Regions from separate parts of the Homo sapiens genome. Here region 2 is linked to region 1. The links are chromatin loops, found by intact Hi-C in ENCODE. Cell type or tissue: IMR-90. All regions are shown on one strand. Each heading gives the region's core, and the rest is flanking DNA. Links, peaks and the distances in the headings are about the cores only.

Evidence for each region. Hi-C counts contacts between places; a loop is a spot of excess contacts. Peaks named below come from ENCODE experiments on the same cell type or tissue, not always from the same donor. Only the 100,000 strongest peaks of a DNase experiment are listed, where the experiment ranks them.
Region 2: it touches region 1 in a loop (2.1-fold over the local background); 1 of 110 quality-filtered maps calls a loop at or near these places.

What each region holds. Positions count from the first base shown.
Region 1 is chr2:180,402,868-180,407,270 of GRCh38, forward strand. No RefSeq gene overlaps it. Among named protein-coding and RNA genes, the nearest start is that of EPCART, 280 kb to the left of the region's middle. In IMR-90, for the core only: no CTCF peak of the experiment used is centred there; no DNase peak of the experiment used is centred there.
Region 2 is chr2:181,036,547-181,040,949 of GRCh38, forward strand. All of the region lies in intron 3 of UBE2E3 (ubiquitin conjugating enzyme E2 E3), which reads left to right. Among named protein-coding and RNA genes, the nearest start is that of UBE2E3-DT, 58 kb to the left of the region's middle. In IMR-90, for the core only: no CTCF peak of the experiment used is centred there; DNase peaks (open chromatin) are centred at 585, 1,575 and 2,485; H3K27ac peaks cover 146 bases.

The sequences.
Region 1 (4,403 bases), core at 284-4,283:
GGCAAGGAAACAATAATGGGAAGCAAAAAAACTGGATTAATGTGAGAATAAGGAAGTCCTCATCTTCAGAAAGTATGAGGGCATCTTCAAAAAGTTCACGGAAATGTATATTATGAAAAAACTATATATGGAATTCAAAATTTTCTTGCACCAAAATAAACTTGTGATAACGTGATTATAACATGTCTGACAAGATCTAGATTGAGGCACTAAGAAGAACCAATTTGAAAATAGCCCCTATCAGAGAATTAAAGCAAGAACAAACATCAAATTTATGATAAAGCTCAGGTTGAAGAATGCTGAAATCATTCAAACTTTATGAAAAGTTCATGGGAACGATGCCCCAAATAAATCATCAGTTTACAAGTGAATAACTTGTTTTCTGGGAACAAGTTAGGGAACAGACTAGAAAATGTCGAAGATGAAGCCCACAGCAACAGACCACCCACATCAATTTGTGAGGAAAAAAATCATTTTTTTTGTGCCCTAATTGAAGAAGACTAATAAAATTAATAGCATACGCAACAGCTAACAACATTGACAGTTCAATTGGTTCAGCTTACACAATTCAGGCTGAAAAGTAAAAGTGAGCAAACTTTCCATTGGAGGGCTGCCAAAACCCTTGTGCCCTGATTGGCTGCAGGCAAGAACAGAGCTTTCAATGGAAATTTTAAACCAGTGGGATCAATATCCTGAAGCATTTCTTTAATGAATTATAGAGGATATAAAACATGGCTCTACCAGTATGATCCTGAAGACAAGGCACAATCAGAGGACTGGCTACCAAAATATGGAAGTTGTCTAGTCAAAGCAAAAGTGGACTGGTCAAGAGCAAAGGTTGGCCGGGCGCAGTGGCTCACGCCTGTAATCGCAGCACATTAGGAGGCCGAGGTGGGAGGATGACGAGGTCAGGAGATGGAGACCATCCTGGCTAACACGGTGAAACCCCATCTCTACTAAAAATACAAAAAATTAGCAGAGCGTGGTGGCGGGTGCCTGTAGTCCCAGCTACTCGGGAGGCTGAGGCAGGAGAATGGCGTGACTCTGGGAGGTGGAGCTTGCAGTGAGCCGAGATCGCGCCACTGCACTCCAGCCCGGGTGAAAGAGCGAGACTCCGTCTCAAAAAAAAAAAAAAAAAAAAAAAAAAAGCAAAGGTCATTGCCACAGTTTTTTAGGATCCTCAAGGCATTTTGCTTGTTGACTTTTTGGAGGACCTAAGAATGATAACATCTGCTTGTTATGAGGGTGTTTTGAGAAAGTTAGGCAAAGCTTTAGCAGAGAAACCCCCAGGAAAGATTCACCAGAGACCTTTACCACAACAATGCTCCTGCCACTTCCTCTCATCAAACAAGGGCAAGTTTGCAAAAGTTTTGGTGGCAAATCATTAGTAATGCACCTTGCAGTCCTGATTTGGTTCCTCTGACTTTTTTTTTTTTTTTGCTAATCTTAAAAATTATTTTTAAAGGGTATGCATTTCTCTTCAGTTAATAATGTAAAAAAGACTGCATTGACCTGGTTAAATTCGTAGGATCTTCAGTTCTTTAAGGATGGACTAAATGGCTGGTATCATCACTTATAAAATTGTCTTGACCTTGAGGTAGCTCCTGTTGAGAAATAAAGTTTATGTTTTTATTTATGTCTTAAAATCACATTTCTTCATGAATTTTTAAAAGTCCCTCCTCATATTTATACTTCTCAGGAGAAGGAAAGAAAGAATTTAAATGTGTGATCATCTTCACTTTAAGATTCTCAGCAACTCTAAACTTGTGATCTGGGGGAATTCCTCAAGCTGCGTTGGTGGTACGTAAGAACTCTGCTCTAAATCCATCCCTATCCCTGCTTCTTTATGGGAGTTTGTGCCATTTTCAGGAGTTAATGCAATGGTCATTAGAATCTTCTTGGGGGTGCTTGTCAACCACACAGATTTGTGGGATCACCATACAGATTCCAGGTTCTTTTTTTTTTTTTTTTTTTCTTTTTTTGAGACGGAGTCTCGCTCTTTTGCCCAGGCTGGAGTGCAGTGGCGCGATCTCGGCTCACTGCAAGCTCTGCCTCCCGGATTCACGCCATTCTCCTGCCTCAGCCTCCCGAGTAGCTGGGACTACAGGTGCCCGCCACCAAGCCCGGCTAATTTTTTATGTTTTTAGTAGAGATGGGGTTTCACCGTGTTAGCCAGGATGGTGTCGATCTCGCAACCTTGTGATCCACCCGCCTCAGCCTCCCAAAGTGCTGGGATTCCAGGCGTGAGCCACCGTGCCCGGGCCAGATTCCAGGTTCTTAAATATCTCTGTGAGCTGGTGATTCTGCATTTTAAACACCTGGGAATTCCAAGGTAGGGGACCTAAGATGAGTCTTTGGGCAGCAGTGTTTGGAACCATATAGTTTAGTTTCCTATCTGGCTCCTACCTGAGCCCTGTGAATTTTGTAGTTTTTCCAAAAAGGAGATATTTCGAGAGAATAGCATGCTAAAAATCAGACTTCTACTAAATAATCTAATCTTCACTACTTGCATCCCTTTTCCAGAGTTGAAGTGGAACCAAAGGAGTATAGTAGTATTTTTCTGCAACTTTCAAGTTCACATTTATTAATTTTTTAATGTTAATTTTCTGGAGTTTGTATGTTTGTGCTTTTTTATAGCCTTTTCCATTTATAATTTGTTGTAATTTCCTTTCTTATTCTACATAAATGTTCCTTTTTGTGCCAAGTTATATATTTGTGATTTTATGTTCTTTTTCTGTAAGAGGCCTCCAAACTGTAGCTTTAGGTCTGACAAAACCTAGATCTGACCTTCAGTTATATTTTCTAACAAGTTTCTGTCTTAGTTTTTAGAGAAGTGAAAAAGTGAAAACTGTTTTCCTAACCCCTGAATTGTGGTCGTCCTCCTGGTAAATAATAGCCAGGTCATAGAGCAGATATGCGGGCCTTGGGAAGCTTCTGAAACAGCCATTTCTAACAGATTCTCCCAACATCCACCCGCTCCAGGATTTGAGTGCCACTGGAAATCATAAATAAATCTGCAATAAGAATTGTGTACATGCTTTTATTCATATAAGGTTTACAGTTTATTTTTGGATATTTTTATATACTTTTCCTGACTAGCTATTTTAAATGAGCCTGCAAAATACCACAAAATCAGTAAGGTATGGAGCACGCCTAGAATCCTGCTTTGTAGACTGTAGTAGTTATTTCCATCATAACACGCAAAAGGGACACACTGCAGCTTTGAACAAATCTGCCATTATCACTGGCAAAATTTTACATCCTTTACAAATGATACCAAGTAGATCTGCTTCTCAGGTAGACTACGATACACATTTCTGGCATAGAAATCAGTCACTGTGAACCTTTGAATCACATTCTGTCTCTGTCAGGAAGAATTCTAACTGTCAGGAATCTGTTACTATTTCGTAGGCAAAATGAAAATTGTATGATTCTGCCTTACAGGACTGAGAAGTGCAAAAATACCGAGAAAGAAGAATTTCACAGGAATAAGATGATGCTTCATAATGTTTTGTAACATTAGATCATCTTTCTTCCTGAATTCATTGCTTGCATCCTGGGTATGGCTGAGATGATGAGAATAAGATGGCAGTGAAGAAATAAAATGAAGGAACAGGAAATTCATGGTTGACGTTCAAACCTGCTAGTAAGTTATGTCCCTGACCAGTGCCTCCTCCTTTACTATCCTCTTACTTTTCCAAACAATTTAGTAATTCTGCTGCAGCATTTTGACTCTCCTTGGTTAAGATTTTCACAGCTTTGCCAACTGACATCAGTCACCTCATTCCTTACTCCACATTTCTGTGTTTTTCTTTCCCTCCTCTGAGGGGAAGTATCTCTTCTTGATGCTCTTTTTTTGCACATTTAGAGTTAATAATTTGTCCATGTTTTTGTCAATTGTACTTATGTGTCTAGAAATCTCAGGGAAGTCATCTACTCCTTAAAGAAGAGTCATTTTCTCTTTTCTTTTTCTTTTTCTCTGGTACATTGCACAACATCTACAATGTTAGCAGGGGGTCTTTAATCCACAGTGCCACTAGCAAAGCTGAGTAGCTGAATAACATGGCAGACGCTCCTGATGCTTCGCTATTCTTCTTAGAGAAGGGGAGAGAAAGAGGACATTAGAGGAGTGCTATATATGAAATGGTTAAAAAAAAAGGGCGGGGGGAAGAGTGGATGCAAAACTTAACGTAATGATTCACAAAAATAAAATAAGTTGCCTTTCAAGACCCCAAGGTTGCAAGATACCCGGAGAACTTTATTACTGTTTTTCTCTCTGCATCTTCCCATTCTCATCATGTGATTTGGCTTTTTTCAATAAGACCTATGTACAGCCTTTTTGCTTTCATACTTACTACAAAAAACATTTCTTTTTTTAAATCTGTTAACCTCTAAACTGATCT
Region 2 (4,403 bases), core at 213-4,212, 630 kb after region 1:
AATTGGTGTGCCTAAATTGTCCCCACCTGAGTGAGTGAGGGGGTGTGGGGGTTATGTGAAAGTGTGCCCAGTGATGCAGGAGCATCCTGTCCAGGGATGGTTCACACCCTGTGCCCTGGGCTGCTGGAACTCTTCAGCCACCCTCTACCCTGAACTGGAATAAGTGGGTAAACAATACTCTAACTTGTTTTTTATTAACTTTTCTTAACTGTATGTATAGCTCACATTTATTTCAATGCTTGATATTAGAAATATTTTGGTCTTTATTTAGTAAATTTTGGTGATGTTGTGACCAGAAATATGACATAGGAACTTAAATCTTGTTTATGTCAATTAGCCTGTGGTTAAATTGGTTTCAGTATATGTCATTTCACATAAAGTTGCAGTTTCCAAGAACCTATCCACAACATTAAGCGAAGACTTACTGTATTGAACCTTGATTGTGACCTCACATCATCCATAGTTATGCATTGTATAATGACATTTTGATGAACAACAGTCCTCATATATAATGGTGGTTCCAGAAGATTATGATAGAGCTGAAAAATTCCTGTCACCTAATTGAGGTTGTAGTCATCGTAGCATCGTCAGACAGTGCATTACTCACATGTTTGTGGTGATGCTGGTGGAAACAAACTTGTGCTGCCAGCAAATATAATTATATGTAGTACATACTTGATAATAAACAACTGTGTTCCTGGTTTATGTATTTACTGTACTTTTTATTGTTATTTTAGAGTGTACTCCTTATTTTTTTAAAGTTAACTCTAAAACAGCCTCAGGCAGTTCTTTCAGGAGGTATTGCAGGAGAAGGCATTGTTATAGGAGATGACAGCTCTATGTGTATGTTATTGCTCATGAGGACCCTACAGTGGAACAGGATGTGGCGGTGGAAGACAGTAGTGATATATATGCTCCTGAGCCTGTGTGAGCCTAGGCTAATGTGTATGTTTGTGTCTTAGTTTTTACAAAAAAAGTTTAAAAAATTAAATAAAATAACTTTTAAAAATAAAAAAGCTTATAGACAAATACAAAGGAAAATATTTTTGTACAGCTATACACTGTGTTTGTGTTTTAAGCTCAGTGTTACTACAGAAGAATCAGAAAGTTAAAAAAAAATTTTAAGTTGACATAGTAAAAAAGTTACAGCCAGGCTCACACCTGTAATGCCAGCACTTTTAGGAGGTTAAGGGGGGAGGATTATTTGAGGCCAGAAGTTTGAGGCCAGCCTGGGCAATATAGCAAGACACCATCTCTACAAAAAATTTAAAAATTAGCGGGCATGGTGGCATATGCCTGTAGTCCCAGGTGCTTGGGAGGCTGAGGTGGGAGGACCACTTGAGCCCAGGAGTTCAAGATTGCAGTGAACTATGATCATACCACTGCACTCTGGTCTGAGTGACAAAGTCAGATCTTGTCTCTAAGCACAAAATAAAAGTTATAGTAAGCTAAAGTTAATTTATTATTGTGGAAGAAAAGTATTTTTGTATAAATTTAGTATAGCCTAAGTGTTTATAAAGCCTGCAGTAGTGCACAGATACATCCTACGCCTTCACTACTCACCCCTGACTCACCCAGACCAACTTCCAGTCCTGAAAGCTCCATTGTGGTAAGTGCCCAATACAAGTGTACCACTTTTTATCTTTTATATCATTTTTACTGTACCTTTCCTGTGTGTTTAGATACACAAATCACATTGTTTTACAGTTGCCTACAGTATTCTATATAATAACATACTGTGTGAGTTTGTAGCCTGGGAGCAATAGGCTATACCATATAACCTAAGTGTGTAGTAGGCTGTACCATCTAGCTTTGTGTAAATACGCTATGATGTTTGAAAAATGACAAAATCCCCGAATGACACATTTCTGAGGTCATATTCTTGTTGTTAAACATTAAGTGACACATGACCATACAAAAATTAATTCAAAATGGGTCATTGACCTAAATGTAGGAGCTAAAGCTATAACTTCTAGAATATAATGTAAGAGCAAAATTTTATGCCCTTGGATTAAGTAAAAATCTCTTAGGACAAAAGCAAGAAATAAAATAATTGGCAGGTGGAACTTAAAGTAAAAGACACTGTTGAGAAGATGAAAAGGCAAATCACAGAAAGGGAGAAAATAATTTGAAAACCTCTGTCTGATAAAAGACTTGTATCCAGAACATGCAAGTCTTAACATACAAGTCTTATATCTTAATAGACAAACCAATTTAAAATGGACAAAAGATTTGAATAGAGATGTTACTGATGAAGCTGTATGAATAACAGTGGTGCTTACACATCATTAGTCGTTAGAAAAATGCAAATTAAAACCACGATGAAATACAACTACATACTGACTAGAATGGTTAAAATAATTATAAAAAAACAGGATGAGGAAGGATGTGTAGCCGTTGAAACTCTCATACATTACCATTGAGAAGGCAAAATGGTATGGCCACTTGGGATAACAGTTTTGGGGTTTCTTACTATAAACATACACTTACTACCATGTGACTCAGTGTTACTGGTTAAATTACATCCTCCAAAATGGTATGTTTAAGTCCTAACCTCCAGTACCTCAGAATGTGACCTTTTTTTTTTTTTTTTTTTTTTTTTGGAAATAGGGTCATTGCAGTGGAACGAGGAAACATTTTTGGGGTGGTGGATATGCTCTATATCATGGTTGTAGTGATGTTACAGGACTATACATTTGTCAAAACTTAGCAGTGTTTATTTCAAAATGGTGAATAAATTTTATAAATAAATTTATACTTCAAAGCTGATTAAAAACATTTGAAAAATACAATAAATGGCTACATTGAAAATGTAATGAATATACTTTTAGTTCAAAAAGTGGGTGCAGACGAGCATTCTGGCTCCTGGAGCGGCTGGGAGGGCGACTTATAACTAGAATGCCTGTGGTCGAATGTAAAAACATTGTCTTAAGAGTGTACAGGGACTGGTGTGGTGGCTCACGCCTGTAATCCCAGCACTTTGGGATTTCGAGGTGGGCAGATTGCTTGAACTCAGGAGTTTGAGACCATCCTGAGCAACATGGCGAGACTCCCATCTCTACAAAAAAACAAGTGTACAAATGCTAATTTTGGCTATGATAAAATTTCTAATAGTGTCACTTGCAAAGTCGAAAAATTCATCTCAATAATTTTATAATGACAAAGACACTGATGTCTAGGAGTTAAATAAAATTTTCGTAAAATGTCATCCCGTGGTATCCTTGGGGGATTGGTTCTGGGACTTCCACAGATACCAAAATTCTCAAAATACTCAAGTTCCTTATATAAAATGGCATACTATTTGCATATAACCTATGTATATCTTCTGGTATACTTTGATTACTTATAATACCAAATACAATATAAATAATAGTTGTTAAACTGTATTGGCTTTTTATTTGTGTGATTTCTTATTAGTTTTTTTCTGCATATTTTCTGTTTGTGGTTGGTTGAATCTGTGTATGTAGAACCCATGGGTACAGAGGGCTGACTGTATTTATAATTTACCACATGGGGTGATTTTTAATATCTGTAGCTAATAATTATTTTAAGTGGCCATTTGACTGTTTCCTTGACATTCCTAAAAATTTATATACTTAAATTGGGGAGGAAAATATGTTTGCGTTCTTCTTAGTGGATAAATGGAAGATTGCGTTATAGTCATATATTCATAGAGCTTTCTGATATACCCAGTTAAGCAATTTTGATACATCCTTCTTCGTCCTTCCACGGGACATTGACCTGTCTCTAGTTCTGCACATGTTACACTGTATTGCATTTAGCCTTTTCATAACAATAAATTCAATTAGATGTCATTTATTTCTTTTATCCCTACTACAGTGCCTGGCTTATGATGTACATAAAATAAATATTAGTGGATAGGAAAATTTTTTTATAAAGAATCAATTTTTTGCCACAGTGCATTTTTTCATGGTTGACATTTATTCAAGAAGCATTTATTGAGCAACTCTTATGTGGAAAGCATTATACTGGCTGCTTTGAGATATATAAAAGAACTATAACATCTAAACATTTAATGTTAGAATGAAATGTAATTTCTATTTAGTATAAGGTATACTACAAATTATAGGATGAAGGTGGGTAATCACTAGAGGTTTCAGATGGATCATAGGTAAAAAATACTGGAAAAACAGTTTAGTCTGATGACAAAGGAAATCACTTTTTAGTAGCTATGGTATTCAAAATAATCATAGTTTAAAATGTCATTTAACAGTTTCTGGAATTTTTATAAAATCATTCTCCTTGCTGTCATATTGTTAGATCCAGAGAGTTAGACTGTGCAGTAAATGAGCTATTTTTTTACCTTAGAAAAGCAGAAGACTTGAATTTTCATAAGTAGACTCTTAGAGGTTCCTTCTGATGCTTCAGCACATTTCCTTTTC